Regions from separate parts of the Homo sapiens genome. Here region 1 is linked to region 2. Evidence: read pairs that join two places in POLR2A ChIA-PET (ENCODE). Cell type or tissue: A673. All regions are shown on one strand.

What was found. ChIA-PET counts read pairs that join two places held together with the same protein. Peaks named below come from ENCODE experiments on the same cell type or tissue, not always from the same donor. Only the 100,000 strongest peaks of a DNase experiment are listed, where the experiment ranks them.
Region 1: POLR2A ChIA-PET joins it to region 2 with 6 read pairs; 2 of 35 experiments call an interaction of 5 or more read pairs at or near these places.

What each region holds. Positions count from the first base shown.
Region 1 is chr11:47,567,695-47,570,194 of GRCh38, forward strand. PTPMT1 (protein tyrosine phosphatase mitochondrial 1) reads left to right here. Exons shown (of 4, transcript NM_175732.3): 3 at 2,006-2,197. Among named protein-coding and RNA genes, the nearest start is that of PTPMT1, 3.3 kb to the left of the region's middle. In A673, no CTCF peak of the experiment used is centred here; no DNase peak of the experiment used is centred here.
Region 2 is chr11:46,424,967-46,427,466 of GRCh38, forward strand. The region is part of intron 14 of AMBRA1 (autophagy and beclin 1 regulator 1); the gene reads right to left. Among named protein-coding and RNA genes, the nearest start is that of MIR3160-2, 26 kb to the right of the region's middle. RefSeq lists an enhancer at 2,398-2,500. In A673, no CTCF peak of the experiment used is centred here; a DNase peak (open chromatin) is centred at 1,478; H3K27ac peaks cover 1,192 bases.

The DNA of each region.
Region 1 (2,500 bases), 1.1 Mb after region 2:
AATTACAGGTGCCTGCCAGCATGCCTGGCTAATTTTTGTATTTTTTATGGAGATAGGGTTTTGCCATGCTGGCCAAAGTCGTCTCGAACTCCTGACCTCAGGTGATCTGCCCACCTTGGCCTCTCAAAATCTGGGATTACAGGCGTGAGCCACCACACCTGGCCACCTATTTCTTCTAAGTGATAACATTGCACTAATGAAGGTCAGTGCATTGTTTTAATTTTATTTTTGTTTTTGTTTTTGAGACGGAGTCTTGCTCTGTCGCCTAGGCTGGAAGTGCAGTGGCACGATCTCGGCTCACTGCAAGCTCCGCCTCCTGGGTTCATGCCATTCTCCTGCCTCAGCCTCCCAAGTAGCTGGGACTACAGGCGCCTGCCACCATGCCCGGCTAATTTTTTTGTATTTTTAGTAGAGACGGGGTTTCACCGTGTTAGCCAGGATGGTCTAAATCTCCTGACCTCGTGATCCGCCCGCCTTGGCCTCCCAAAGTGCTGGGATTACAGGCATGAGCCACCATGCCCGGCCCATTGTTTTAATTTTAAAATGATAACCCTATTTTCTACCATATGTTCCCTCAAAAAACAGTGGTAAAAAAGAGACTTATGGACAGAGAAATAGAAAGCCTTGGCAAAATATTGTACCCCAAATCTGCAGCTGAATCACTACACAGGTGCCAAAATTATGCAAAAAAATTACACTGGCTGGGCCTGGTGGCTCATGCCTGTAATCCCAGCATTTTGGGAGGCTGAGACAGGAGGATGGCTTGAGGCTAGGAGATTGAGACCAGCCTGGGCAACATAGCGAGACCCCCATCTGCACACACACAAAAATAACAAAATTAGCCAGGCACAGTGGCATGCAGCTGTAGTCACAGCTACTTGGGAGGCTGAGGTGGGAGGACTGCTTGAGCTTAGGAGTTTGAGGCTGCAAGGAGCCATGATTGCATACCACTGCTCTCTGACCTGGGTGACATAGCAAGATCGTGTCTCTAAAATAAAATATATATATATTTTTGAGATGTTGTTTTGCTCTTGTCTCCCAGGCTGGAGTACAATGGTGCGATCTCTGCTCACTGCAACCTCTCCCTCCAGGGTTAAACAATTCTCCTGCCTCAGCCTCCCTAGTAGCTGGGATCACAGGCATCCACCACCACGCATGGCTAATTTTTGTATTTTTAGTAGAGACAGGGTTTCCCCATGTTAGCCAGGCTGGTCTCAAACTCCTGACCTTAGGTGATCTGCCCGCCTTGGCCTTGCAAACTGTTGGGATTACAGGCGTGAGCCACCATGCCCGGCCAAAATAAAATGTTAAGACGTTTGCAGCTGAATTTTTTGCAGCTAAAATGTATATAGCTAATATCTTGCAGCTAAATATTCAAGTACCCAAAGGGTAGTTTAAGAACACTTTACCTGCTGGTGTGGTGGCTCACACCTGTAATCCCAGCACTTTGGGAGGCTGAGGCAGGCGGATGACCTGAGGTCAGGAGTTCGAGACCAGCCTGGCCAACATGATGAAACCCCGTCTCTACTAAAAATGCAAAAATTAGCCAGGCTTGGTGGCGCGTGCCTGTAGTCCCAGCTACTCGGGAGGCTGAGGCAGGAGAATCGCTTGAAACTGGGAGGTGGAGGTTGTGGTGAGCTGAGATCACGCCACTGTACTACAGCCTGGGCAACAGAGCGAGACTCTGTCTTTAAAAAAAAAAAAAAAAAAAAAAGGAACACTTTAAATCTTGGACATAATTCTAACTCAGCAGCATAGCTGTTGCTTGATGAAAAACCAACCATGTAGGCCAGCCATTTTAAAGACATTTCTGTCCTCACCTGGAATGGGAAAAAAAAGCATTTCTGTAAGAAGTTTCTATTTTAGAAAACAGGCAACAGTGTATTCCCATTGTAGTAAACCCTGAAACTTCCTTGTTGCTTTGCTGCTTCTTGGGAGCCCCTTATCATCCCACCCACATAGTTTTTTTTCATTCTCTTTTTCATACTGGTGGACCTGGTTCCAGGAGTGGAAGAGACTAGGAGTCGAGCAGCTGCGGCTCAGCACAGTAGACATGACTGGGATCCCCACCTTGGACAACCTCCAGAAGGGAGTCCAATTTGCTCTCAAGTACCAGTCGCTGGGCCAGTGTGTTTACGTGCATTGTAAGGCTGGGCGCTCCAGGAGTGCCACTATGGTGGCAGCATACCTGATTCAGGTACCAAAGTTCTTTCTGGGCTGGGCATCGTGGTACACACTTATGATCCCAGCACTTTGGGAGGCTTGAGATGGGAGGATGGCTTGAGCCCAGGAGTTTGAGACCAGCCTGGGCAACATGGCAAAACCGTCTCTACAAAAAATACAACAAGTTAGCTCAGTGTGGTGGTGTGCACCTGTAGTCCCAGCTACTTGGGAGGCTGAGATGGATCACCGGAGCCCAGTAGGTAGAGGCTGCAGTGAGCCGTGATTTGTGCCACTGCACTGCAGCATAGCCAACAGAGTGAAACTGTCTCAAAAAAAA
Region 2 (2,500 bases):
TCTACTAAAAATACAAAAATTAGCCAGGCTGGTGGCAGGTGCCTGTAATCCCAGCTACCTGGGAGGCTGAGGCAGGAGAATTGCTTGAACCCGGGCGGCAGAGGTTGCAGTTAGCCGAGATCACGCCACTGCACTCCAGCCTGGGCAACAGAGTGAAACTCTATCTCAAAAAATAAATAAATAGAAAGAAAGCAATTACTCTGGTTTCCACATCTCTGGGCACAGAGCACAACACAAGTTCTTGAACTTCTGTGTCTTTCTACATCTCAAAGGAAATGGTCTAATGAGTTCTAGAGATTCACCTTGGATAAGACAATGCTTCTGTATCTTTTGCTTGATCCATTTGTGTGTGTGTGTGTGTGTGTGTGTGTGTGTGTGTGTGTGTAAGAAGTAGTATTTCTCTGTTCAGGACAGGGATTATATTAAATACTTTCAGTTTTTACAAATATATGAATTGATTTTCCAATTCTTGAAAAAAAGGATGTTTTGCCTTTCACTTTTTAAACTATCTACTGGGAACCTCTCATCATGTCTCAGTGCTGGAACTAGAACCTGGAGAAACTCACTGATATCGGTTAGAACTGTGGAAATGAGGCTGGGCGCGGTAGCTCACGCCTGTAATCCCAGCACTTTGGGAGGCTGAGGCAGGTGGATCACGAGGTCAGGAGTTCGAGACCAGCCTGACCAACATGGTGAATCCCTGTCTCTACTAAAAATACAGAAATTAGCCGGGGTGGTGGCATGCACCTGTAATCCCAGCTACTCGGGAGGCTGAGGCAGGAAAATCACTTGAACGCAGAAGGCAGAGGTTGCAGTGAGCCGAGATCGTGCCACTGCACTCCAGCCTGTGCAACAAGAGCGAAACTCCGTCTCAAAAACAAAAAAAAAGAAAACAGCGGGCTGGGCGTGGTGTCTCACGCCTGTAATCCCAGCACTTTGGGAGGCTGCGGTGGGCAGATCACAAGGCCAGGAGATCAAGACCATTCTGGCTAACACGGTGAAACCCCGTCTCTACTAAAAATACAAAAAAATTAGCTGGGCGTGGTGGCGGGCTCCTGTAGTCCCAGCTACTCGGGAGGCTGAGGCGAGACTCCATCTCAAAATAAAAAAAAAAAAAAAAGAAAGAAAACATTGTGGAAATGAGTAAGATGCTCCCTATTTTCAGGATTATCTCATTACTACCTTGATTCAATTAGGGCGTACTGAGTAATGGGCTGTTACAGTGATAGTGGTGGTGAGCAGGGTGCACATGCGTGGACATGCAGAGAAACCCAGGGCACATGAGATTTCAAAGTAACACACACTTAGGAAGCAAACGTTGCATGCCTCCCGCAGCTAACTAAGCACAGTGAGGGCTGGGGAGATGGCAGTGAAAAGACCAGAAGAAGCCAGGCATTGCACATGGACGCACTACAGAGGAAGGGACTAGGTCCATTTTGTTCACTGCTGCATTCCTAGACCAATGACAGGGGCTCAATAAAGTTTTTTTGAGTGAAGAGAATAAAATGCAGCATAGACTGCACTCTACTAAGAGGCCACAGAGGAAAGACACTGTCAGAGTTGGTGAATCTGTCATGGAAAAATTTCCTAAATGAATGGCTCTGACTGCAGTTCTAGTGTTATTTTTAATTTTTATCTTGCCCCCCTCCCTTCTCTGACAAATCACACCAGAGACACCTCTTACTTCTCCTATACTTCTTCCCCCTTTTCCTACAATGTTCTGAAGAAAAGAACTTTTTGAGGATAGATGCTTTGTGCCACATCTCAGAAGTCAACTTTAAGATAATTGCAGCGGAAGCAGCTTTTAATCAACTGACAGGCAGCTTTAAGAAAATTAATGAGGACAAAATTTTAGGAAGGAGTAAATCATTTCTGACAACAAAGCCATCTGTCTTTTATCCCAATCTCCCCTTGAAGAAATAGTACCCTTCCAGGATACAAAAATAAAATATCATTATTTTTGGTATTTGCCACCCCCAAGTCCAGACAAGATTAAGAAAAGGCTCAGTTTCCTTAGATTTCTAGAGAATACTCTGGATTGAACTAGAATTCTAGGTCACTTTTGGAAATCAAATTTGCAGAATATAGGGAAGCACAGATGATTAGGACTATATTATAAGTTCAATTCAAGGGCAGGGAAGGAGAGAGTCATAATGAAGTTTGTAGATTGAAGAATAAAGCTGGGACAAGTCAAAAGAGCCTATATTTGTGAAGTTATATAAATTCTGGTCAGTGCTGACAGCACTGGGCACTCATCCTGACCCAGGATCTAAGCCACAACTATAGTTACCACTAATTTGAGAAGTCTGGATCCCAAGTTTTTTCTATGGTTCATTTTAATGAACTTGATCAGCAGCAGCAGCAGCAGCAGCCATCATTAGTCTCTGTAAGGATGGATACCCAACGGTATAAAAGAAAGCAAGCAATCTAATGTTTATTTTCAGAGATAGTAAGAGACAGAGCAAGAACAAAAGCGGAAAGGATCAAGATACATTGACAG